Regions from separate parts of the Homo sapiens genome. Here regions 1, 2 and 3 are each linked to region 4. A link is a contact called in ENCODE Hi-C data. All regions are on one chromosome and are shown on one strand. The core of a region is the stretch at or near the end of the contact, and the rest is flanking DNA. Distances in the headings are between cores, read along the strand shown. Region 1 has its middle 27 kb from the start of SH3BP5. Region 2 overlaps KAT2B (lysine acetyltransferase 2B). Region 3 overlaps BTD (biotinidase). Region 4 holds the start of TBC1D5 (TBC1 domain family member 5).

The links. A loop is a pair of places that touch in the nucleus more often than their neighbours do. Pooled maps may share reads with other maps.
Region 1: a loop to region 4 is called in a map with no recorded cell type, with 9 times the contacts of the local background. The contact joins the enhancer-like site here to the promoter of TBC1D5 in region 4. A Hi-C loop is called at or near these places in 2 of 37 single-sample maps with no recorded cell type and 2 of 50 pooled maps.
Region 2: a loop to region 4 is called in a map with no recorded cell type, with 7 times the contacts of the local background. The contact joins the enhancer-like site here to the promoter of TBC1D5 in region 4. A Hi-C loop is called at or near these places in 2 of 37 single-sample maps with no recorded cell type and 2 of 50 pooled maps.
Region 3: a pooled map shows a loop between it and region 4 (4-fold over the local background). The contact joins the enhancer-like site here to the promoter of TBC1D5 in region 4. A Hi-C loop is called at or near these places in 2 of 37 single-sample maps with no recorded cell type and 3 of 50 pooled maps.

The regions. Positions count from the first base shown.
Region 1 is chr3:15,355,699-15,362,965 of GRCh38, reverse strand. No RefSeq gene overlaps it. Among named protein-coding and RNA genes, the nearest start is that of SH3BP5, 27 kb to the right of the region's middle. RefSeq lists a silencer at 387-446. Within about 2 kb of position 1,250, at least 11 of the 41 ENCODE cell types and tissues checked have a DNase peak (open chromatin) inside an H3K27ac peak, as active enhancers do.
Region 2 is chr3:20,125,646-20,132,165 of GRCh38, reverse strand. It overlaps KAT2B (lysine acetyltransferase 2B), which reads right to left. Exons shown (of 18, transcript NM_003884.5): 10 at 6,053-6,261; 11 at 4,617-4,743. Among named protein-coding and RNA genes, the nearest start is that of MIR3135A, 8.7 kb to the left of the region's middle. RefSeq lists an enhancer at 6,066-6,145. Within about 2 kb of position 5,270, at least 5 of the 41 ENCODE cell types and tissues checked have a DNase peak (open chromatin) inside an H3K27ac peak, as active enhancers do.
Region 3 is chr3:15,632,791-15,639,379 of GRCh38, reverse strand. BTD (biotinidase) reads right to left here. Exons shown (of 4, transcript NM_001370658.1): 2 at 3,692-3,956. The coding sequence starts at 3,940. Among named protein-coding and RNA genes, the nearest start is that of BTD, 34 kb to the right of the region's middle. Within about 2 kb of position 3,224, at least 25 of the 41 ENCODE cell types and tissues checked have a DNase peak (open chromatin) inside an H3K27ac peak, as active enhancers do.
Region 4 is chr3:17,739,894-17,746,470 of GRCh38, reverse strand. TBC1D5 (TBC1 domain family member 5) reads left to right here and starts at 3,840. Exons shown (of 23, transcript NM_001349074.2): 1 at 3,840-3,990. LOC105376975 (a long non-coding RNA gene) reads right to left here and starts at 3,527. Exons shown (of 2, transcript NR_135536.1): 1 at 3,353-3,527; 2 at 809-1,103. RefSeq lists enhancers at 3,424-3,493, 3,451-4,154 and silencers at 3,614-3,923, 4,154-4,353.

The sequences.
Region 1 (7,267 bases), core at 1-2,500, 2.4 Mb after region 4:
TCCAGCATTCTAGCCCTTGGATTAGAAAGGGCTAGAAAGCACTGGGATGTTCTTAAACACCACCTTTCTAGCCCTATGCCCTTGGTCAAATTAGTTTAAATGCTCGGTTTCTCCTCTGTAAAATGAGGACAGTAACAGCACTCATCTCACGTGGTTGTTGTGAGAATGAAATCAGTTACCGCATGTAAACCTTCAGCAGTGCCCTGCTCTCTGCCATGGCGTGTTTATGGAATGTTAATAGCATGAGGCGGGAGGCGGACAACCTCAGGCGAACCTGCTAGAGGGCACCCCCTTGTGTATGACTCTGATCACTGTGGTTTCTTTTCTCTGGGTCTGAGTCAGACACAGAGATTTCTGTTAAAAAGTAGCAATAGGAGGCTGGGCACAGCGGCTCACACCTGTAATCCCAGCACTTTGGGAGGCCAAGGCGGGCGGATCACCTGAGGTCAGGAGTTCAAGACCAACCTGGCCAACATGGAGAAACCCTGTCTCTACTAAAAATACAAAAATTAGTCAGGTGTGATGTCAGGCGTGTGGAATCTCAGCTACTCGGGAGGCTGAGGCAGGAGAATTGCTTGAACCTGGGAGGCGGAGGTTACAGTGAGCTAAGATCACGCCACCGCATTCCAGCCTAGGTGACAGAGTGAGATGCTGTTTCAAAAAAAAAAAGTCAAAGGATCCCTTTAAAGTCTATTCCTATCTAAAATTTTGTAGATGTCTTAGTTCGGTTAGCCCAAAAGTGGACCCTGAGGCAAAGGATTTTGGGCAAATCATCTATTTAAGAAATGATTCTAGGAGGCAGAGTAAGGAAGTGAGACAGGGAAGAGAGAAAAGCCACATAGGGCACATTGCCGAGCAGGATACCTCAGAGGACAACTGGGCCGCAGTCCTGTGAAGGCCCCTCTGAGAGACTGTGCAGCGGTGAGGAGGCTGGCGGGTGGACTCACCAGCTCCTAGCCCTCATCTGTTGAGGCTGTCCTGGGGTGTTACCTCCCAGCAATTCTGGCCAGTCCTGTGTGTGGGCTCAGAGGAGCCCTCAGGCATTGAAACACAGGCACGTGAGGGAAGAAGCCAGCAGGGACAGCAATTGTCTTCCAAAGCTGCATCTGACAGTGCACTGACACAGTTCGCTTCAGTGGGGGATGGCTGAGCTAAACACGGCTGTCAATAATAAGCAAAAGAGACATGAAACGTTAGTTTTGACTTAATTTGATTAAAAACGTAACTGAAAGAGGTTTGACCCCAGCCTGGGTCTTTCAACTTCTCCTTCCTCCCCATACCTACTAATCACAGTCTGACTTTCACCGGGTGATTCCTTTAGCAATTTATATGTGGTTTCATCTTTAAGGATGTGCTTATGAGAAGCTCCAGCCACCCACGCTTCAAAGTTCACATATGATTAATGGGTAAACTTTTCAGTGGTTTGAGGAAGGTAGTCAGAAGATACTCATTATTTTAGTATCTGCTCATTAGCAAGGAAAATTGGCTTCCTAAAGTGTTTCTGTCTTTTTTTTTTTCCTGTTATTTAAACAAATAGCATGACTTGTAATGCAAAATCTTAGGACCGTGGGATGTTAGATTCATCTGGTTAGAGTTCAGTATAAAGTAGAGCTGTAAGAGCTTGCATTTTGTTAAATAAATGAATGACTGTCTTGTTAAATTCCATAAAAAGCAGTTACCTCTGTTCAGTTTTCCAGGTGAGAGTGTGCATGCTGGTCAGCAAGTTTATGATCATTACTTTTAAAAACATTTTATGGTAAAGAAAATGAAATACAGAATGCCACATTTGTATCTACACTATGAGTACATAATGTATAAATTATGTAAGTTTATAGACAAGAACAGGAAGGTAAAATGAGGAAATGAGTACTTTTGCCAACACAGTCAATTTTCTTTTAAAAACAAGGAGGAAAGAGAGATGAGCAGTATCCTTAAAATCAATCCCAGTGTGACATGGAACTTTCAGGGTGTTTTTTATTAACCTTGGCAACTTTTCTAGGCTCAGATCAAGTTACTGAGGAATTTCCCCAGATTTTCTACCACTCATTTTTGTTTTCTCTAAAAGTAGGCTGAAAAATTGAGACTGCCAAGAAAAGCACAGTGCATAAGAATGAACCTCAAAAACAATATGCTAAAGTGAAAGAAGCCACAAAAGACCACATATTGTATGATCTAATTTATATGAAATTTCTAGAAAAGACAAAACTATAGATATAGAAAGCAGATCAGGAGTTACCTAGTGGTGGCTGAGAGCAGGGATAGAATACAAATGGCACAAGGAAAGTTTTTAGGGCAATGAAATTGTCTTAAACAGAAATGTGGTGATGGTTGCATGACAATAAATTTAGTAAAACTCACCAAACTGGATTTTATGATATATACATTATACAATAAATCTGTTTAAAAGAGAGACTGAGGCTGCGTGTGGTGGCTGACACCTGTAATCCCAGCACTTTGGGAGGCTGAGGCAGGCGGATCACTTGAGATTAGGAGTTTGAGACCAGCCTGGCCAACATGGTGAAACCCTATCTCTACTAAAATACAAAAATTAGCTGGGCATGGTGTTGTGTACCTGTAACCCCAGCTACTCAGGAGGCTGAGGCACGAGAATTGCTTGAACCAAGGAGGCGGAGGTTGCAGTGAGCTGAGATCACACCATTGCACTCCAGCCTGGTGACAGAGTGAGACTCCATCTAAAAAAAAAAAAAAAAAAGGGCCGAGCACGGTGACTCATGCCTGTAATCCCAGCACTTTGGGATTACAAAAAAAAAAATGGCCTCCTGATGTTTCTTCCAACAAATTGTCTTCCTGAGTACTTACTATATAGACAAATAGCAGCAGCACTGTCCAACAGAAATACAATGGGAGCCACAGATACACTTTTTTCTTTCCAGAGATGAGGTCTTGCTCTATTGCCCAGGCTGGAGTGCAGTGGTGTGATCATAGCTTACCATAACCTCAAACTCCTGGGCTTAAGGGGTCTTCCCACTTTAGCCTCCTAAGTAACTGGGACTCAGGTGCATGCCATCATGCCCCTAAATTTTTTATTTATTTTTATTTTGTAGAGACAGGGTCTTGCTGTGTTGCCCAGGCTGAAGTGCAGCTTGCACCATCATGGCTCATTGCAGTGTTGACCTCCCAGGATCAAGTGATCCTTCTGGCTCAGCCTCCCGAAGTGCTCATATTACAGGTGGCCACTGTGCCCAGCCAAAACAAATTTTTTTTAATTAAAAAAATTGTAGACCAGGTGTGTGGCTCACGCCTGTAATCTCAGCACTTTGGGAGGCTGAGGCAGGTGGATCACTTGAGGTCAGGAGTTTGAGACCAGCCTGGCCATTGTGGTGAAACCCCATCTCTACTAAAAATACAGATATTAGGCAGGTGTGGTGGCATGCGCCTGTAATCCCAGCACTTTGGGAGGCTGAGGCTTGAGGATCACTTGAGGCCAGGAATTCTGAGACCCACCTGGCCAATGTGGTGAAACCCTGTCTCTACCAAAAAATACAAAAATTAGCTGAGCGTGGTGGCATGCGCCTGTAGTCCCAGCTGCTCGAGAGGCTGAGGCAGGAGAATCACTTGAACTTGGAGGTTGCAGTGAGCTGAGATCGCGCCACTGCACTCCAGCCTGGGTGAGAGAGTGAGACTCTCTCAAAAAAAAAAAGAAAGAAAGAAAAAGAAAAAAAGAAACAAAGGTATCTGTTGAATTCTGTTCTGTAAATGCACACTCAACGCTGATCCTTACCTTTTTTAAGAATTAATTTTTCACGGCTGGGCGTGGTGGCTCATGCTTGTAATTGCAGCGCTTTGGGCGGCAGGCGGATCACTTGAGCCCAGGAGTTTGAGACCAGCCTGGGCAACATGGCGAAACTTCGTCTCTGTAAAATTTTTAAAAAAAAAATTAGCTTGGTGTGGTGGGACATTCCTGTAGTCTCAGCTACTTGGGAGGCTGAGGCGGGAGGATACCTGAGCCTGGGAGGCCGAGGCTGCAGTGAGCCATGATTGTGTCACTGCACTCCAGTCTGGATGATAGAGTGATAGCGTGAGACTGTGTCTCAAAAAAAAAAAAAAAAAATTAGTTTTTCACATGATCCTGATAATTTTTTTTTAATGTACTCAGTGAGTTTCATTTTCAGGTCTTGGGAGTTAAATTGCTATGGTCGGCTCATAAAGCAGGTGTTGGAAATTAACATTGCAGAAAAGCATTTTGAGACTCAGAATTATGAAGAAAGGATTTTAACTAAGATGAAAGGTTATATCCTTTATCAGGAAACTGCATCCCATCCTTGCAAAAAGACAGCTGTGATAGTCTACAGTAGTTGACCTGATTATTATTTTTTGAGACGGAGTCTTACTCTGTTGGTCAGGCTGGAGTGCAGTAGCGTGATCTCAGCTCACTACAACCTCTGCCTCCCGGGTTCGAGCAATCCTCCCACCTCAGCCTCCCCAGCAGCTGAGATTGCAGTCACCCACCATCATGCCCAGCTGATTTTTGTATTTTTGTAGATATGGGGTTTCACCACGTTGGCCAGGCTTGAACTCCTGACCTCAGTTGATTTGCCCTCCTTGGCCTCCCAAAGTGCTGGGATTACAGGTGTGAGCCAGCATGCCCAGCCTGATCTGATTATTATAATTATTGAACTAAAGCTACTAGTATTAGATGGTAGAAATTACAATGTCACAGATAAAGACCTACAATTTGGGAAAATCTTGGGGTCTTTGATGGGCTTTTTTGATTTGGTTTGCTTGGGAGTGGGATAGAGGTTGTCCACTTTTGGATAATGCGACCATTTGAAGTACAGTCAGGATTCTTTTTTTAAAATTATTTTTATGTTGAGACAGGGTCTTACTCTGTCACCCAGGCTGAAGTATAGGTGTGTGTGTCATCATAGCTTTCTGAAACCTCCAACTCCTGGGCTCACATGATCCTCTTTCCTCGGCCTCCCAAGTAGCTGGGACTGCAGACACGCACCACCACACGTGGCTAATTTTTGTATTTTTTGTAAAGATGGGGTCTCTGTATGTTGCCCAAGCTAGTCTTGAACTCCTGGGCTCAAGTGATCGTCCCACCTCAGCCTCCCAAAATGTTGGAATTGCAGACGTGAGCCACCACACCCAGTCCCAGTCAGGATTCTTATTCTGCAGCTATATTGGTGGGTTCCAATCTGCTATCAATTCCAGGAGAGTCTGATATATGCTAAAAATTATTTACCATCCAATTTTGACAATTGTACTTGTAGCTGACCGCCCAGCTTTCTTGTGGAATTAAAATTACTCTGCAGGAGAACAGAGGATTTTTAAAGTGGCGAAACTATTCTGTATGACACTATAATGGTGGATATGTAACAGTCATTTGTCAAAACCCATAGAACATACAGCACCAGGAGTGACCTCTAAGGTACTATGGACTTCAGGTGATAGTGATGTGTCAGTGTAGGTGCATGGATTGTAACAAAGGCACCAGTGTGCTGCAGGATGTTGATGGAGTGGAGGCTGTCCATGTTTGGGGACAGGGGTACATCTCTATACCCTAAGCCTCTATACTTGGAATGCTCTATGCTTTCCACTCAAGTTTGCTGTGAACCTAAAACTGCTCCATAAAATAAAGTTTATTATAAAAATTGGTCTGTGGCTGTAGCATCTGGAAAAATATTACTTCCCCAGAAACACTATAACTACACCTCCTCTGTAGACCCACATATCTAAGTAAAATGGTAAAAAAACAGCCTTATAAAATCAGCAGGAGGCTGGGCGCGGTGGCTCACGCCTGTAATCCCAGCACTTTGGGAAGCCAAGGTGGGCAGATCACCTGAGGTTGGGAGTTCGAGACCAGCCTGACTGACATGGAGAAACCTTGTCTCTACTAAAAATACAAAATTAGCTGGGCATGGTGGTACATGCCTGTAATCCCAGCTACTTGGGAGGCTGAGGCAGGAGAATCACTTGAACCTGAGAGGCAGAGTTTGCAGTGAGCTGAGATCGCGCCATTGCACTCCAGCCTGGGCAACAAGAGCAAAACTCCGTCTCAAAAAAAAAAAAAACAAAAGTCAGCAGGAAGGAAGGCAAGTGATTGATTTCTCAGTTATTGTTGGTTGTTTTTGTTCTTGGAAATCCCCTTTGGTAACGGTGAGTCTTTGTTTTATTGTTCCTTTCCCTGGGTTACAATTATGCCCTTGGAAAGCAGGTGTTCTTACTGGGCGCAAATGCTTGTTTTCCCTATCTCCCTATCTCCTCCTCTTCATCCCCTTGTTTTCCTTCTCTCATGCAAATAGATCCACAGTTGGGGGAAGTGTTGTTATTAGGTCTACTGGGATTATTAGGGGCATTGTTCCATGGCAGGACCCTCGCACAAATGTCAGGAAGGGGGAGAAGGCCTTCCCTTGGCCTTCACCCTTGGTCCCTGAAATGATTCCAGACCACCTCCCACTCCATAAGCCTGTCTTGCCTGTTTTTTTCTCTTACTCTGTAACCTCAGTTCAGGTTTCCCAGGTCTCTATGATCTGTTTTCAACATTTGTCTCAGTCTCAACCCACAGCCTTTTCCCATTACACATTCCACCTCCAGCCTCCAGCGCTAGGACCGGGAAGAAGAAATACCTCCACACCACAATCAGCCAGGCTGCTCCTCTCCAGCCCAGGCCCTGGCCTAGATTAACAGTCAGCCTGAAGGCTTAACTTTGTTACCAATAGTCAGAACTGAATTCCCACTTCTTCCACATGAAGGACAGCTCTTCTTAATAGTGACAGGTTCCCTTTTCCAGGAGCAACTTTATTTCTGAATGTTAAAAAAAAACCCCAAACACTTCCTTTTTAATTCAGAAACAAAGACTCCAGTGAGTCTCCCATGGTTGAAAAAGAAAAAAAAAAAGAGGAAAAAAGTAAAAAAAAGAAAAAAAATTTTTTAAAACTCACCTCCTAACATGTGCATTGATGCATATCTTAGCTTAGGTTATCCCAAAGACGAAATCTCAGAAAGACCTGGGTCTTGGGTATAGATAGCTTTTTGAAAGGGGACCCTAGGAAGTAGGAGTTAAGGAGTAGGGAGAGTAAGAGGAGGAGTAGGGAGAGTAAGAGGAGAAATAGGCCAGGCAAGGATGTAGGATTCCACTGGTTCCTGTTGCGGGCAGCCAGGGCTCACTGTTGCTGGAGACCTGTGGAGAATACACCTCAGAATTGTGCCTCTGAAGGGCCAGAGGCTGGGGCCTTCCCCCACTGGTTTCTTATTCCTCCAATGATTGGGAGTGTTGACATGCCCGGGCACTTAGGGCTGC
Region 2 (6,520 bases), core at 4,021-6,520, 2.4 Mb before region 4:
CAACCTCAGGTGATCCGCCCGCCTCAGCCTCCCAAAGTGCTGGGATTACAGGTGTGAGCCACCACGCCTGGCCCAAATTGTTTTTAGATTACAGGATATTCCAAAATCAGGAGAGGAGCTTCAAATAAATTCTCATATGTTATCTTGTGTTTTCAGCACAATAAATCCACATAAAAATCTAATTTAAAGAATTCACAGGAATTTATCAGCATGATTCTCCAAAATGACCATATACAGATTTTAAAGTGCCATTTAGCCAAGATTTTTAATATAGTAAATAAATACTTAAAACGTCTGTTTATGGTTGGGCACAATGGCTCACGCCTATAATCTCAGCACTTTGGGGGGCCAAGGAGGGAGGATCTCTTGAGACCAGGAGTTCAAGACCAGCCTGGGCAACACAGGGAGACCCTATCTCTACAAAAAATAAATTAGCCAGGCATGGTGGTGCACATCTGTGATCCCAACTACTCAGAATGCTGAGGTAGGAGGATTACCTGAGCACAGGAGGTCGCAGACGCAGGGAGCTGTGATCATGCCACTGCACTCCAGCCTGGGCAACAGAGCAAAACCCCATCTCAAAAAATTAAAAAATTAAAATAAAAATAAAACCTCTGCTTATGAATTTGCTGTCTTCAGTAATATATGCTATAGCCACTGGGACCCATTCAGTTTTACTCCATATTGAAGAAGTGCTTCCATGTTGTCTAGTGTTGCTGGGTTGGCAGAGCTCAGCAATCTTTATCTTAGACTATACGCCAGTGAAAATGTAAATATCTTGGGCAGTGTGATGTCTCAAAAGTTGTTCATTAATCATTAATGACACAGGACAGTAAAAAGATCAGGAAATTGGCTGGGCACAGTGGCTCACAACTGTAATCCCAGCACTTTGGGAGGCCGAAGCAGGCGATCACCTGAGGTCAGGAGTTTGAGACCAGCCTGGCCAACGTGATGAAACACCATTTCTGTTAAAAATACAAAAATTAGCCGGGCATGGTGGCTGACACCTGTAATCCCAGCTACTCGGGAGGCTGAGGCAGGAGAATCACCAGAACCCAGGAGGCGGAGTTTGCAGTGAGCCGAGATCACGCCATTGCACTCCAGCCTGGGCAACAAGAGCAAAACTCCGTCTCAAAAAAAAAAAAAAAAAAAAAAGGCCAGGAAACTAAAGGAAGAACTGTTTCTCACATTCTTACTTCTACTAAAGATTGGTTCTTACCATTAGAACACACACACACACGCACGCATGCACACACACACACGTTCTTACCATTAAAAAACACACACATGCACGCACACACACACACACACTAAACTCATCCATTCTATTTTGTTTTGAAAGACTAATCTTCATTATCTTCATTTTCTAAAACTACAGTTTCAAGTCACTTACAAGAAGTGATTGCTTTTCTTGTTCTTCCTTCTGAGTTTGTGATGCTTGGCCACCTTCCTTCAAGTCTTTAGAAAATTACATGGTTATGGGGGGGAATTGCCTTTCTGGGAAGTAATAAGACAAAGTATCCAATTCGTATTAAATACCTTCAGTTTCCCTTTAGTATCCCTAAAAGTGTCCAACTCAACCTTAATCAGCATTTCCAAACAAGGTGTTTGGTATAGCTATCTTTGAAAATAAAAATTACGCCATCTTTTTCTAAAATTACAAACCAAGGGCATATTTTCCAGGTCTTCACCCTAAGAAAAGCCAAATAAAATTTTCCTTTAAGTAAGTTCTTAAACTTTGAACATTTGGAAACATCTGGACATTTGTCACTTTGGCTAGCGGAGAATAATGATAAACACAGCAACAGCACCATCTAAAGACACACTGTCAGAATTCCTTGAAAATGAGCCAGAGATCAGTTTCAAGCAAATGTGGGTCTTCACCTTCCCCAGTCAGAATGATGAATGTAAGACTGCTGAATTGCATTTGCCCTTTGATGCTTAGTGCTAGGAGTCGAAGACAAAAAGCTCCACTTGTGCTTTGTGAGAATAAATACATTGCAGCAGCTATAATTCGTGCTGAGGCCGGGCGTGGTGGCTCACGCCTGTAATCCCGGCTACTCAGGTGGCTGTGGCATAAGAATCACTTGAACCCAGGAGGCGGAGGTTGCAGTGAGCAGATCACATCACTGCATTCCAGCCAGAGCAAAAGAGCAAGACTCTGTCTCAAAATAATAATAATAATAATAATAATTTTAAAAAATGGGTACTGTGACCAGAGAGTGAAGCTGTTAATGAAAGCTAAAGTACCAATAGCCCAGGCTGTGCCCCTAATGCAGAGAATGATTCCTTTCAGGGACTTACTTTTGGTTTCTGTAAATGGTATTGCTTCTTTGAAGCTGAAGGAGTCAACAAAATACTTAGACCAGCACTGTCCAATACAGGAGCCACTGGCCACACGTGCCTATCAAGCACTTGAAAGGCAGCTTGTCTAAATTGAGATGTGTTATAAATGTAAAATACATGCTTGGTTTCAAAGAGTTAGTATAAGGCTGGGTGTGGTTGCTCATGTTTGTAATCTCAGCACTTGGGGAGACCAGGGAGGGCAGATCACCTGAGGTCAGGAGTTCAGGACCAGCCTGGCCAACATGGCGAAACCTCATCTCTACTAAAAATACAAAAATTGGCCGGGCATGGTGGCATGTGCCTATAGTTCCCAGCTACGCATGAGGCTGAGGTGGGAGAATCACTTGAACCCATGAGGCGGTGGTTGCAGTGAGCCAAGATCACACCACTGCACTCCAGCCTGGGCAACAGAGTGTGAACCTGTCTCAAAAAAAAAAAAAAAAAGACAGTACAGAACAAAGAATGTAATGTAAAAGGTCTCCATAATTCTTCGTGACATTGAATGCCTGTTGCAGTTATATTAATACTTTGGATATATGGGTAAAATAAATTTCCAAAATTAATCTCACTGGATTCCACTTGCTTTTTTAAAAATATATACATATAACTACTAGAAAATTTAAAAGCACATAATATGTGTGCTTTTATAACCTCATATTTGCAGGCTGCTTTATATTTCTATTGGACACATTGCTTTAGACCTTCCAATAATTTTTCTCAGCAGCCATCTTAATCATCCGGAGCTGCTAATCTTTAGTCCACCCATGAAAATCCTAAATGAATAACATTCTTTTTTTTTTTTTTTTTTTTTTGAGATGGAGTTTCGCTCTCATTGCCCAGGCTGGAGTGCAGTGCTGTGATCTTGGCTCACTGCAACCTCCGCCTCCCGGGTTCAAGCAATTTTCCTGCCTCAGCCTCCCAAGCAGCTGGGACTACGGGCATGTGCCACCACACCAAGCTAATTTTGTATTTTTAGTAGAGACAGGGTTTTACCACATTGGTCAGGCTGGTCTCAAACTCCTGATCTCAGGAGATCCACCCACCTTGGCCTCCCAAAGTGCTAGGATTACAGGTGTGAGCCACTGCCCAGCCCTAAATGAATAACATTCTAAGGACATGTTTTCTGGTTCCCTTTTCTTAAAAGCAAGAAAGTAGAACAGGACAAGGTATAGATGAGAGCTCTTTCTGTCAATTCAGAGTCTGGTTTATTCTCGCCAGACTGCGACACCAACTGCAATACCAATAAAACATGGACACAGTTCCTGGAAAGGAAGGGACCTAAGCCAAAGACAACTGGGAAGATAAATTAGCAACAAAAAAAAACAAAACAAAACAAAAAGACACTCCAACACATGCCAAACCCTACAGGAATAACTTCTGAAATTTATTCATAAATTTACATGACTTCCCTTATAGAATTTCATGACTTCCCTTAAAGAATTTCCTTAGTCCTTGTTTTCCCTTAGGGACAAGGTCATAAGAAATCTTTCTGAAGTGTAAGCTGCCTAAATCATCTTTCTAATCCACATTAACCATATCCTTTCCAGTAGTTCAGTGTCACTAATTGTGATTACATGTTTGCGTGTATGTGTAAATTAACAATGAACACTGAGATCTATTTTTCAAATATCCCTTCATTTGCTATCGACTACACTTGAGTTACATATTGAACTTGTACAGTATCCTGGTACCTCGCCCCAAAGTCCAACAAAGCCTTGGTACAACCCTACTTGTTGGTAGGTGAAACCACTTACTCTCCTCACACACATACACATACACTCACAGTGAGACAGAGGTCCCCAACCCCTAGACCATTACCAGTCCGTGGCCTGTTAGGGACCGGGCTGCACAGCACGAGGTGAGTGGCAGGCAAGTGAGCATTACCGCCTGAGCTCTGCCTCCTGTCAGATCAGTGGTGGCACTAGACTCTCATAGGAGTGCAAACCCCATTGTGAACTATGCGTGCAAGGGATCTAGGTTGCATGCTCCTTATGAGAATCTAACTAATGCCTGATGATCTGAGCTGGAACAGTTTCATCCCAAAATCATAGCCCTAATCTGACCCGTGGAAAAATTGTCTTCCGTGAAACCAGTCCCTGGTGCCAAAAAGGTTGGAGACCATTGGAGTGAGAGGACTATTCCCAGAAAGTCCTTAACTCCACTTTGAACCTTCTCTGGACATGGCACAGAGAGATCTTCCCAAGCTCTGCAGGCCTTAGTGAGAAGCCCCACATTCTGCTCTTCTTCTAAGACCTTGGGTTTACCCTTACCTTGACTTGCTCATTTGAGGTTACAGCACAGAAGACAATCTCTGTGAATCCTTGAGATGGGAACATACGGAAACAGATACCACCAATAACACGGCCATCTTTAATTAAAGCAAGGGTTTTGTGTTTCCTGAAAGAATAAGATTATGTCAAAGTTTTACCTATCCTAGTTATATAAATATACTTTTTGGGGTGTTCCTTATTAACCAACTAAGAAAGAGGGACATGTCCTAAGTTTCTATAGAAACTTCCTTCATGTAGCCCCTATCTCGCTAGACCATCCTTTTATCTGAACTTTTTAGAGCTAGGTCGCCTGCACAAGATGTCATCAGCACTCCCATCAGAACAAAATACCAGTCACCTAAGAAGTGCCTGAGGTTTACAAATAGAGAACAGAGTATGTGCAGAGGTGCTCTGGAACTGGCACAGCCAGTGCCAAGGAGGGGTCAGGGAGAGCAGGAAGTCATGGACAAACATGGTATGTGTCTCTGAAGAGTTAAGTCTTACTCCAAAATATTACAGAAACATTATGAAAAAGAATTTAAAATTTACATATACAATTTGCAAAATTCCGCATTATGGAATCCTTCCCTCTGTCTAAAGCATCACTCTGAATTGTCACAGGCATGGATCACAGTCCCCATAGGCTACTGGGCTATGTATGTTAAAATAAATTCAATTAGAGAAGTTTAGTTCTTTAGGGTTTCGTGGGTTTTTTTTTTTTTTTTTTTGAAATGGAGTTTCGCTCTGTTGCCCAGGCTGGAGTGCAATGGCACGGTCTCGGCTCACCACAACCTCCGCCTCCTGGGTTCAAGCAATTCTCCTGCCTCAGCCTCCCAAGTAGCCGTGATTACAGGCATGTGTCACCAGGCCTGGCTAATTTTGTATTTTTAGTAGAGACGGGGTTTCTCCATGTTGGTCAGGCTGGTCACAAACTCTCAACCTCAGGTGATCCTCCCACCTCAGCCTCCCAAAATGCTGGGATTACAGGCATGAGCCACCATGCCCGGCCTAGTTTTTTGTTTTTTTTTTTTAAGCAATGGATTTTCAAAGTTAACCTGTCTTATATCCCAATAATTGCCCACAGACCTGGGCAATAATGGCACCTAGTTAAGATACCAAAACCAATATTTTGATTATGAAGAAAGCAGAACATCTTAGTGTTACATTCTCTCACTGCTATAAAGAATGAAGCACAGGAGAGTCATCAGCAATGTAAAATATAAAGTTTCATCATCATTAACAAGAAAATTTGTAAATTGTTGAAAATTACTCTTAGCACTTTCAGACATGAAAATCAGCTTGGTGAAGCTCTGTATCCACAGCAAGACAGGTGCAGTAGTATTCGGTGGATGACTATGGCTGACTTTCACTATCTAAGCAGTTCCTCTTTCATTTAAAAAGGAAATAAGGAAGAAGGAACAGAAAGTACCACTTACGGGTCAAAGACGAGCCGTGTGATGTATTCTTTTGGCATTCGGGGCAGCTGGTGGGAGAAAACGTTCTGTAGGCCAACCAGCCACATCAGGATCTTCTTGTTTGGTTTCTGGTTGAGGGAATTGCCAACCACGTGAAATTCAATTACACCCCTGCGCTCTTCCAACCTTGCCGCCTCATCCCTGGCCGAGTGTGCTGACAGAAAATTGGTCTGAGATGCAAGAGACAGGAAAAAATTACACAGAGCTATTCTCTCAAGACAGTGGGGATGGGACACATCCAAGCTTCTCATCTTTGTTCTAATAAGATACACATTTGTGGATTTTCAGAGTCCTAAATACACATGTGTGCACACATACACACAGAGACACATACACATACAAGTTATGAAGACAAGACAGAAAAGGCAGGTAAAGCATTTTGAGAAATTGGAGTATTATATGTGTACACGGATGATATTCAGTGTAGAT
Region 3 (6,589 bases), core at 1,975-4,474, 2.1 Mb after region 4:
TTCATTCTATATTTGTATGAGTCATCTTTTCAGATTTTTGAAAATTATATTTGGATAGACATTTTTCTTTATTAAAAACAAAACTTTGGTTTTTCATGGAGAATAACATTTAAATTATGTATACATACTAGATTATTATCAACCAGGAATGAGGAGAGGAACCAAACCTGAGCTGGGCAAAATTTTGGGTCTGATGTGATGAGTAATCCTATCTAGGAAGTAAGTTGCATTCTTGATAAATGGCTTCAGCAATTTTCTGGTAGATCTCAATGAGATCAAGAACCCCTTCCTTCTGAGGAATGAAGGTTACAATCCCAAGTGACTGCCCAGCCTAATCATCTTGAAACTAGACTCCGTTTTTCCCCTATGAATGCCCCTACTGAGACAGAAATATAGTCATGCACTGCATGATGACATTTTGGTCAATGACAGACCACATATGTGATGGTGGTCCCATAAGATTATAATACTGAATTTTTATTGTACCTTTTCTATGTTTACATATACAAATGCTTACCACTTGTTACAACTGCCTACAGTGTTCAGTACAGTAATATGCTGTAAAGGTTTATAGCCTAGGAACAATGGGCCATACCATATAGCCTAGGCGCATAGTAGGCCGTACCATGTAGGTTTGTGTAAGTACATGCTATGATGCATGCACAATGACACAATGGCCTAATGATGCATCCTTTCAGAACATATCCCTGTCATTAAGCAATGCATGACTGTATTTCAATTGGTTTGCTCAGGAACCTCTTATAACAACTTTGATATAAAACTTTCACACAAACTTGCCATCAATTTGTCTTAGAAGTTGTTTTAAAACATATAACCAGATTTGCTTAATACCCTGTACATATCTTTGATTTCAACCCTTAGTACATGTGGCTTGGTCACTTTGTGGCTAAGATAAGAAAGTGCTTGTGGAAGACAAGTCTGTGGCTTGGTGAGTCTGCGTGGCCAGCAGTCTCTGATCTGTGCAGGGTATTAATACGTCAGGGCTGCGTGTTCTGGGATTTCTCTGGAGGCTGGCAAGGGCTCCTGAACCAGTTGTTTCTGTTCTGCCGGTCTGTAAGGGTTGGAAAGTCCAAGACTTAGGACCCAGTTTCCTTTCTTAGCTGATGTTTTCTGCCAGAACACCATGGGCTGTTACTTGTCTGAGTTGAAAGTGGTTTGCATTTACACCTGTAAATGTATTCATCCTTTTAATTTATGTAAGGTTTTTCTGTATGCAATTCTCGATTCTTTGAAGAGATGACAACAAATTTTGGTTTTCTACTGTTATGTGAGAACAATAGGCCCCAGCAACATGTCATCGTGTAAGGAAAAATAAAAGTGCTGCTGGAAAACAAACAAACAAAAAACATATAACCACGTATGGGAGCTGAGATATCTGTAAATTCTAAAAGTGATCATATCAACAGCTTAATCCTGGCCCCTGGAAAACAAATAGAGACGGAGTGATGCTGTGCAGCTGGCGTGGTTTCAACAAAACCGTGTTAAGTGTTTCCTCTGGGGGCAGATTATTGAAAGGTGAATGCAGGAGAATTCTACAGCCACAGTCTGGGTTTCAGTGTGTCATTTGCCAAATGTCTCAGAATGGTCCGGTGGATAGGGGAGGGAAGCAAGAGGCAGATGACATTTCAGGTGCTGGACTCAGTGCCATGCAGGCAAACATCTCTATCAAGAGAATGCCTGCCCTCTAGGAGATCAGTGTCATCAGGAGGTCTGAGGGCACAGCCTGGGGTTTTTTTACACTGACTTCAGCATAGACATAAATGAGGTGTGTATCATATGTGTGAATGACGTAAAGGTAACTGATACTTGGGATGTCAGTAAAGATCCCTAAATAGCCCAACAGGCTGGAATGATGAAATTTAACAGCATAAATGTGAAGTCTTGCCCTCAGCTTAAATCAATCACCTTTATAATTTATAAGTACAGGATGGCAATGGCAGCATGTGTGTCTGCTCATGTGAAAAGGTGTTTTAGTTGACAGCAAGTGCCTTATACACCCATAATGAGACATGTGGCTGCCAGCAGTTTTCTGGGGACAACATCTAGAATGCGACAGGTGAGAGTTCTCTACCCTGCCCTTATTAGACAGAATCGGGATAGCTGCATACAGTTCTGAGCACAGAGAAAACATGGAAGTCTTCAGTAGAAGGTTTGGAAACTGAGTCTCCTAAGGAACTGTGGAAGGGACTGAGGATACAGCCTGGGGGACAGATGCCAGGGGGATCATGACAGCTGTCCTCAAAGGTGGAGAAGATGGCATGCCGTGATAAGGGACACGGTCCTGCTCCCTTTAGCTCTGACGATAGAATCGTGGTGGCAGTTACGGGGAGGCTGACTGCTGCTCATTGAAAGGAAGACCTGTTCAGAAGTTCCCACCATTGGAACAAACGGACCTGTGAGTCTGAGCCACTGAAGGTGTTCAAGGAGAAACCGTATGTCAGGTTGGGACTAAAGAAAAGTGTCACCCTTGCAAAAGTTGTCTTGGTTGAAAAAAAAGAAGCTGGACCAAGTCTTCAAGTTCCCTTTCAACATCATGTTATACACACATACACACCCCCTGCCCCCAAACACCCCCCCACCCCATACACATAGCCTTTGTATATATATTATAGACTAAAATTTTAAAATGTTGCAATTTTTTAATTGCTGTGGCTGTCCAGGCCATCCCGACCACCCTGCTCTAAGGCAGGGACTGTTTGGGGCAGGACCTGCTGGTTCTGCCCTTTAAGTTCACAGAGAGCAGGAAAGTGTTGCTCACAATGAGTTTACATCCTGTTGAGGCACAGCAGGGCTTCCTCAAGCAGCTGCGCTTGGTCACCCTGCCACCAGAGTTACAGCCCAAACTTCCCTTCGGGTTTGTGTTTTCCAGCAGGGCATTTTCTTAGGCAACCTCTGATATTTCCCTCTTTGCCCCCAGGGGGGCCTCTCCTTTGTCCCCACCCTTCCTGAAGGGAGCAGGAAATTCAGGCCAACCAGGAAGCCTTCACAAAGGCTGGCACTGACCTTCCCTTTGTCAGTTTGGGGTCAGTTCTATCTGGGCGAAGGTCTCAGACTGATCGTAGTCCGACATAGAGACCGGAAACGAGCCTCAAACAGTCTGAAGGGAGCAAACGGCATTCTTGCAGATGCTTACTACTTCAGTGAAGCTTCGAATGACTCAGAGAGGTCATCACGCCCAGTCATCTTCAAATTTTTCTGCACATTAGACTGCACTGGGGAGCCTTAAAACAATCCCAGTGCCAGTCCACACCCCTTCCACACCAATTACAACGGACTCTCCAGGACCCGGGCAGCCATAGTGTTTACCACTTACCTCGTGATTCTTATGTACAACCACACTTGAGAACTGGGGATCTAGTCCTGGGCTTCTCATACTTGCCATGTGAAAGCATCACCTGGGGATCCTGCTGCAATGCACATTCTGATTCAGTAGGTCTGGGGTGCCGCCCAAGATTTTGTATTTCTAACAAGCTCCCAGGGGATGCCGGTCCACGGACCACTCTCTGAGGGGTAAGGCTCCTAATTCAACTGACTAACTCAACTCAGGTTAACTACCTGGATGCTTTTTCAGAGGGTGGTAGGAAGCCTGGGATTACCCAACCACTGATCAAGGGGTAAAGAGCAATCTGCTCTGTATGAGAGAAACTCAGGTTCCGAGGAGCATTCTTGCCTTTTGGGCTGCAGTCATCACTTGCTGTTCATAGATGTCAAGGTTCTGGTTCATGAGCTCCAAGGCCTCTTGGCGGCTGATGAGAGCCAGAGGGTTCAGACTCAGGATGGATGGATGCTCATACACGGCAGCCACATAATATTCAGCCTCGTGATGGTCAGCCACGCTCTCCTCCCCGGTGTGGGCTCCCAGGGCAACCACGTAACAGCCGCAGAGGAAAAGAGCAAGCTTACTTCTGGCTCCAGACATAATGCAGACCACAAATCTGGAATGTAATGGGGCAAGGGGAAAACAGCTGAATAAAGAATCCTGCCAAGAATTTAACGTTTGCAGCTGTGATTTATTAATCCCAGCAATTAAACTCACTCGCAGTGATACTGCGGCTCAAAGAGTTTGTTTCATGTTCCTAATAAAAGAGTATGTGTTTCTCTCCAAACACGTAGCAAGCCACATTTAAAATGGCTCACTGTGTTAATAGTCTGGTTTTAGAACATTTCCAAAACAGACTCAACGTTTGCTATGATTTTCTTACCCAGTGTTCAGCAAGACTGTAGTGCGTCACTACCCACTTTTCTAGCTGTGCACTTAGATTTTAAGCAGTAGTAACTATCCAGATTATTTGACATAATTCTGTGATATATTTCACACTCTACCCTCTGCCCTCTATCCATACTACAGGTCAGCCATCCGTAATGTCTGTGATTGTCATGACCCTAATAACACAGCTTGGCTTTCCTGGCCATCAAAACCTAATGAATTACAATTCTCCCTGCATTTCTTTGGTTAGTAATAAATACTATGGATAACTCTCCCTTTATTCAGCACAAAATTATTTATTTGGTGCCAAGAAACTGCTGACTTCTACATAAATGCCAATAGCTACTTTCTTTTATAGACAAGCAAAGTATCCCAATAAAAGCATGTTATTTTTTCTCCTTGAACTTGAGAATCGCCATTGCACATTATCACTTTCTTAACCCCATCTCTGTGACTCCAAAACTCTTGCTCAAAAGCCTACTCATTTGGAAATAAAATCCTTTTTGCAGTGATAAAATGCAATTTTCTAGAAAATAAACTACAAATTTCCAGAGAGTAAACTCAGCTTCATAGCTTCTACCAGAAAAGACTAGAAATAAATGATACTTCTGTGTGTCTCCTCCTTCCTCCCAGAATAGGAATGTTTCTTTCTAAACAGTGTGCATTACTGTTTTAGAGTAAATAGTCCAATTCTGCCTTTAAAAATCAGCCTGGCCTCCCAGCTAAAGCGTCCTCTCAGGCAGAGATTTACTGGGTAGTGTGCCAAGGCCAGGCCACCTGCCCATGGAGATGTCCTGGGGCTGAACAACTGCCCAGGAATCCGGATTAAAAGTCAAGATAACAAAGACAAATCAAAGAATCATATTGCTGCCCTTTAAAAAGAAAATGACACCCTGTCCAAGTCTCAACTCATAACTCCTGTGTTTGCATTTTAAAACCAAACTCCCCAGGCTACAAATTTCTTTATTTTTTATCAAAAGTTCCAGAAACAAACCATAGCTCTTTTCGTCAACAGACTAAGAACTAGAAATGCTCATCTTGGCAAAATTAAATATTCCTCAGAATGAGAAGTATTCTCCCACCCCAACCCGGTTCCATCTCAAACTGTTATTTCTTTCCCCAGGGAAATGTACCATCCAAACACCAAACCCCAGGATTTGTTGCCATTCATCTGGGACACTGTAAACAATGTTTTAAGATAAGAACAAGGAGTCTTTGAGTGAGCAGTCATGAGTTTTTGAGTAGAAACAAAAGTATAATTGATAAGCTTTCTTATCTGAATTTTGCCTCTAAAGACAAGCAAGGAATAATTTAAAATGTCTCAGAAACCCATTTTTCCATTCCATCTCTGGTTTCACAATGATAACAGAGAGTGATTTTGGGGGCAAACTTTCATCTTCAAAGTCATACTGACAATATTTCTGAAGTATAACGCAAAGGCCTCACTAAGAGGTATGGAAACTGAGGCCAGGAGAGGAGGGTATGAACCAGTCCCCAGTGGGGGCAAGTGAGGAGTGCCTGGGGCCAAGAGTGGCATTCACATTACATCTCTTTCTCAACTGAGAGCTGGGTACCACCGATGTCGGGGTACAGAACATTTGTTTATGTCTAAAGGACTTGCAATCCAGCAAAACAAGGAAACCGCAAAATCCGCAAGGTATCACATTTCTTTCTATCTGGAGAAGATAAAATTTATTTTACAAAAGGAGCCCGGTAGGAGAGCTCTAAGTGGCAATCATTTGTGTGTGAACAAAGGTAGGTCGATAATAAGAGGTTATGCAGATTCAACCAGGTATTCATGCTTGAAAGAACCAAGCTTAATGAGGTAGAAGAGAATGAGTAATTACAATAAAAATAGGTCTAGTCAGCCGGCCCTCAGTATCCATTGTTTCTGCATCCATGGATTCCACCAACCTTGGATTGAAATTACTGGGGTGGGAGGGGGAGGAGGGAGCCCAATAAAAATAATAGCACAACAATAAAAAATAATAGCAATTTAAAAAATACAGTATAACAATTATTTATATAGCATTTAGTTTGTATTAGGTAGTGTAAGGGATCTAGAGATGATTTAAAGTGTACAGGAGGAAGTGTTTAGGTTACATGTAAATTCTACACCATTTGATATAAGGGACTTGAGCATCTGAGGGTTTCGGTATCCACGGGGTCCTGGAACCAGTCCCAACAGATACTGAGGGACAACTGTACATCAATTTGCCCTTCCCAAAGAAACATTTTACCCAAATTAGCAAATGCTGCTTTTCTCTCTTTGGCATCACACATACCTTCTCAGGAAAAAGTAAATAGGGCCTGTGGCAAGGACTCTGAAGGGTTCAGCAGGCAGCAGCGGGAGGTGCTCAG
Region 4 (6,577 bases), core at 2,591-5,090:
AAACTCAAATTCTATTATAACTAACAAAACTGAAAATGAATTTTTATACAAAGTTTGTATTTTAAGGAGTTATTAATCATCAGCTTGATTACTTTTGTTTCTTTTTCCTAGATTACATTGCAGGCCACTCTCTGCCTTGTCGGGGTGCTCTGTATTGACTGAGGACCATTGGGTCCCTCAGATTGTCTCTTGGGGAGTAAGAACGTGAGAAGCCTGAGAGAAGCTGGATCCTTACAGCTATTGTTGTAGCCTAAAGGATGGGGTCATTGCTGTGGCTCTTTATGATGCCACCTGGGCTTCCCAGTCTGGGAACCATCAGAATGCAGGTCATGGGAGATGACTGGGCTGTTTTCCAACATCTCCTTACTTCTTGCCTGATAATAAACCCCTAAGGTAGTCTGGATGCCTGAGTGACTTTTCTTTGCAATGTGGAAGAACTTGATTAATCCTCAGTAGTTCAGGATAGAGATGATGAGGATCTGAGGTGAGAAGTGTTGTGGGGACTGGAGAAGAAAGCTCATTAGTTGGTGACTGAATATTGCAGGATAAGGAGTAAAGGGACACGCCCAGGTTTTCTGCTTCGGGAACTAGGGGAATAAATGCACAACCAACGGGTGGCAGGGGAGGGGGAGCGGTCGGGGAAAGGACACAGGTCAGGTTTGAAGGCTATTTGAAAAACTCAACTCAAGTATATTGAGTTTGAAGTACCTGTGAGACCACCTGGGATACATCTCTAGCAGGCAGCTGAATACATAGGTCTGTTCTGGTTATTTAATGATATCTAATAAACTATAGCAAAACTTAGTGGCTTAATACAACTGTTTTATTTATTTTTCCACAATTCTGCTATTTGGGCACTGGGGAGAAAAGCTCATCTCTGTTCCATGTGGTGTCAGCTGCGGCAGCTTGAGTAGGGCTGGAAAATCCACTTCCAAGACTGTCTCAGTCACATGCCTGGCAGGCTGGTGCTGACTGGCCAGTAGGAGCACAGCTAGGGCTGTTGGCCAGGGGCCTTAGTTTTCTTCCGTTTGGTCTCTCCAGGTGGCTTGGTTAGACTCTTCACAGTGTGGTAGTTTCAGAGTAGTTGGATATCTTACATGGTGCTTCCCACAAAGGGCAAAAATGATAGCTACTGTCAAAGTTAAAAACTAAACTGGTGAGGAAATAGATTTCATTCAGGCAATTACATTAGGGAGAGTACTCCAGATGTGAAGATCAGAGTGTCTCAGCAGGGTGGTTTTGCCCTATACTTTTATTATTATTTTAGAGCATGGTTTTGCTGTTGTCTAGGCTGCTCTCAAACTCCTGGGCTCAAACAATTTTCCCACCTCAATCTCCTGAGTAGGTGGGAGTACAGGTGTGCACCACTATGCCTGGCTGCCTTATACTTTTACAGGGAGGCATAGACAGGTTATAGATGAGATGATTACAGTTGGGATTATTTTTGTAATCAGAGAATTATCAGCTATGAAATGTTTATCGCTACCTAATTTCAAGGGGGAAAAAGTAGTTCTAATCCTAGCTAATCATTCATGAGACAAATAGGAAGTTGAAAGGTGACTGACCTTCCCCACAGGTTCGGGAAAAAAGGAAAGGTATGTGTTTGGTCTTGTCACAGGTCATCTACTAGTTTTATCAGAGAAACTGGACAATGAGTCTCATTTAAGTAATATGGAGAAGGATTGGTCTTTGTGGTAAACTGTTTCGCAGAACACAAAAAGGTGGTGGGATTTCTTAACTATTTCTGTTTCCCATGAGTCTCTGGTAAAGTTCAAAGTTGTCACTGCAAAGCCTTTTTTTTTTTTTTTTTTTTTTTTTTTTTGAGACGGAGTCTCACTCTGTCGCCCAGGCTGGAGTGCAGTGGCGCGATCTCGGCTCACTGCAACCTCCACCTCCTGGGTTCACACCATTCTCCTGCCTCAGCCTCCCGAGTAGCTGGGACTACAGGCGTGTGCCACCATGCCTGGCTAATTTTTTGTATTTTTAGTAGAGACGGGGTTTCACTGTGTTAGCCAGGATGGTCTCAATCTCCTGACCTCGTGATCCACCCGCCTTGGCCTCCCAAAGTGCTGGGATTACAGGCGTGAGCCACCGCGCCTGGCCCTGCAAAGTCTTTAAAGGCCTAGGCCTAGAAGTGACAGAGAGTAATTTTTGCCATATTTGATTGTTTAAGGCAGGTGACAGGTCCGGCCCAGACTCAAGGGCAGAGGACTATACATGGGCATGAATACTGGGAGGCACAGTTAATTGTGTGCCATAAGAAAATAGTCTACCACAAGGTCTGAATCTTGGGCTGAATATTTAGAATGGGATGCCATTAGCATAACCTGTGTGGTAGCTGAAACTATGAGGTGGGATCAGTCTGTGGGTGTATACAGTGGTAAATGCAGAAAAGAGTCCAACAGCTTTGTAAACATTTGAGAATGGAATCTTGAGGGTTGTCATTTTCCTAGTTTCTCAGAAGCCTCTGTTAATCCTATTTCTTCATATACATTCATCCCAGGATTTTCTGTCATTTTGTTGCTAGCCCCATTTCTTGACTATCATCTCAGTATTCACCAGTCTAACAGTGATGATGACTGGTCTAGCCAGAACTCCCAATTAGGGAGTTTTTACATTTTATTTATTTGATAAATAAATAAATCTGGCCGGATTAAATCTGGCCACAGGCACTAACTTAACCTGTTCAGTTTCTGCAACAGAAAGAGGGGCAACAGAAAAAGAGGGATCTCTGTGTGAAGTGGGGTGTTTGTCCACAAAGGTCTCCCACACAGGCATCTTCCTCTGAAGCTAGATAACCTTCAGAAATCTGACCTTTCTCTGACTTGGTTTCCTTTTCTGGACTAAACAGTATCAATTTTCGTTGGAGCTCTTTGTGAAGATAAGCTAATAAAATACCATAAATCTCTTTTACTAAGTGAAGCATTTACCACTCTAATTAACATTATGATTTAAAGGCTTTCATACTGGGGAAACAAACACCACCTTCCCACGTGCTTGGGTTAAAGGGGATCTTAAATCATGATTATGCAGAGACCAAGGGCAACGATAAAAGTTTTAGACATTCCCTGTGTTCTGATAGTCATCAGACGTTTAGGGAGATACTACAACACTGAAGACCCTGTCCAAGTTTATGAGATAAAGATAGAAACCACAGTCTAGTATTGTGGGCTTGTGAAAAAATAACTCCTAACCTTTATCTTTCTATGGGTTGTACTACAAGGTAGGTCTGCACAAAGTGCTAGTGACTCCTCTAAAGTAGGCAGGGGTAAGTTTCACGGAGAAAGTGACAGATGAGCTGAGTTAGAAGCCTACTCAGCCACAGAAAAATGTGGCATGGAAGGCCATTTACCTGTGACAAGGAAATGTAAATTCCTTGGCAGGAGAGCCAGGATCTCAGGAGAGTCCCTGGGACCCTCTGCTCCCCTTCTCAGTCCAACCCTGGGAAGATAGTTGGTGGATGTGAACCTCTGACTAAGACCCAGGAGCTGGTTCCCAGCCTCCAGCCGCGCGCCGGTTGGAAGCAGGGAGAGAAGGGAGGGGTAAAAGCCCTCAGGCGCATGCGCTCAGCAGCCTGCCGGCTCAGCCAAGGAGAGCTCTGCCCGCGGCTCACTCCCCACCTACTCGCTTCTCGCGCCTCGCGGGCCCCAGAAACCCGGACCCGAGAGCGAGCGCGTTGCGCTCGCGCGCAGACTTCAGGTCCCGTGCGGGCGCCTGCGCACGAGCTTCCCAGGCGCGCGGGCCGCGAGGTTATTAGAGGTGGAGCGCGGGGAGGGCGCGCGGCGGGAGGCGGCCGCCGTTACGGCGCGAGCGTGGTCACGTGGCCGCTGGTCACCGCCGCCACCCCCTCCCGCCCTGTTCTCTTTCAGGTCGGGCCGGGCCCGGCCGCTTCCGCGAGCGCCCTGCAGACTGAGGGAGAGAGAGAGAAAGAGGAGGGGAGGAGGAGGAGGATTCAGGGAATAGGAGCTGGGGAGCCCTTCTGCGCCACAGGTAAAATAAAATAATGATGATGATCGTAAAAAAGCCCAAGCCCTCTGAACGCCTCCGCCTTCCTCCAGTGCAGCCCCACATGCAGTCGTTCCCGCCCCGGCCTCCCACTCAGCCTCAGGACAGGTTTCGCCCCCCTTCGCGCCGCTGCTGCAGCCGCAGCCGCCGCCGCCTTCTCACGGGAGGGCCTGAGGGTGCCGCCGCCACGGCGGACGGGTTGCCGCACCGCCCCCCGTTTGTGCGCCTCGGAGTCGGCGTCGGGGGTGGATGGCGGGAGGGGTGGACCCTTCAGCTCCCTGGCGGGCAGGGCGGGCAGGGCGAGCTGGGCGGGGTGGCTGCTTGCAGTCTGCCTGCTTTCCCTGCCCCAGGAGGTCGGGGTCTAGACTGGAAGGCCAACTGCAGTAAAGGCAGGGCCTGGCGGCTGGACTAGTGCTCAACTTCCTACTTAGTAAATTTCCATGTTCATTTGGGCCCCGGGAAGCACGCTTCCTTCCCTAGCCGGAAGCGAAACGGGCCCTGAATCCTCAAACCTTAATAGTCTTTAGAAGAGAGAAGCCTTGACTTCACTTTTGAGGAAGGGAACCGTGACCTGGATTTAGTACGACTTAAGTTTATTCACACGTAAGAAACGGAGGTCTTTCAGGATAAGAGCAAAAAAAAAAAAAAAAAAAAAAAAAAAAAAATTCGCAGGGAGGGCAAATCCCGCTCCCCACCCCGACTTTTCCTGGAAAAACACACAGACCTTCACTACAAGATTCGATTCTACAAGTGACCTAGAATTTGTTCGATACCAGTTACTCGTTTTAGTTACAGGAATTATAATCTGTGTTTAAAGTTAACATCCTGTAGGTTTTTTTCGAATAATAACTTTCTGGAAAGAGTTCATTTGTCAACTCTGAATTGGACAAAATCCTAAGATTTTAACATGCAGGTTTCACACGTTTGGACCAGGTTGCCTGGAATTTCTAGACCCGGTAATTCTTTTGTAAACCTTTATAAGTGTTGTGCTCTTGCACAAAATACTTAAAGCAGGAAGCAATAAATAGGTATTGTTGAAAAATGAGCCTTTGCTATCGGTGGCAAAGAAATTCATTTATATATTGGTTTTTCTCTTTGGGCTTTTCTGATTCCGTGTCTTGGTACTTTTCATACCATATCTCTGAATTCATTTGTAAACTTGAGCATTTTTAATTTTTACAGCTATCTGCAGTATCACAGAACACTCAAACCTTAATGTGGGTGGGAATCACTTGGGGCTCTTATTAAAAATGCATTTTCTGGTTCAGTAGGCCTATGGTGCATTTTGATATTGTACATTTCTGATAACATGTGCAGCTGGACAAGGGACTATCTTTGAGTAGCAAGGAAGTGGATAACTTGTGTGCAAATAAATAAAGTGTTGTATTTATCAATAAACATGTTCTTTTTAATAACTCACCCCCGGGTGTAGAGGTGGCTTGGGAGAAGGGGCAAATGGCAGGATGAACTGAGAAAGCTTTCAGAGTGAGCAGGCTGAGTCTGGATTCCAGGGGAGGGGATAGGAAGAGTGCAAATATTGTGTCTGTATGCTGTATGGTGACTGCATCACCTGGTCTGTGAATTTTCCATTAGAAGCTTGGTGTGCTGTTAGGTGAAAGACTTGCTCAGCTATGCGTCATTGGGTTTTATCAACATATAGGCGAAAAAAATCCTGGTCTCTGAGTGTACAGCTGAGATGAAAATTTCTTTTATTGGAGGAAGTATTGAGTGTGTGCTCTCAAATGCGGCCTCAGTTGAGTAGTGCATTCCTGAGTTTTGGAAGCAAATTTGCAAACAATTGAGAGTCGTACAGTGGGTGTTCTAACTGGATTCAGGTTTTTTCTAATGTAATTTTTTCACACGTAAATTAAAAAGTTTAGAAATGTCACACATAACTTCATAACACTTTATGGAGAAATGGTTGTACTTTTAATTTTTTTCTTTTTATTTATACTCCAACTGACTGAGCAGAGGTTGTACTTCTAAATAACTTTGTGGAAGTTTTTAGTACCATAATTTTTATAATTTTCATTCCAGTCCTTTGATATTTATGACAGTACTTCTGAAGCGCTTACTGAGTGCCGGACACTGTTGTAAGTGCTTTACGGAACTTGACTTTTTTTTTTTTTTGAGACGGACTCTCGCTCTGTCGCCCAGGCTGGAGTGCAGTGGTGCAGTGGCTCGATCTCGGCTCACTGCCACCTCTCCCTCATGGTTTCAAACACTTCTCCTGCCTCAGCCTCCCAGGTAGCCAGGATTATAGCCGCCCGCCACCACTCCCGACTAATTTTATTTTGTATGTTCTTTTTTAGTAGAGACGGAGGAGTTTCACCATGTTGGCCAGGCTGGTATCGACCTCCTGACCTCAAGTGATGTGTCCATCTCGGCCTCCCAAGGTGCTGGAATTACAGGTGTGAGCCACTGTGCTCGGCCTACCTTTTTTTTTTTGTTTTTTGTTTTTTTGAAAAGGAGTTTCGCTCTTGTCCAGGCTGGAGTATAATGGTGCGATCTCAGCTCACCGCAATCTCCGCCTCCCAGATTCAAGCGATTCTCCTGCCTCAGCCTCCTCAGG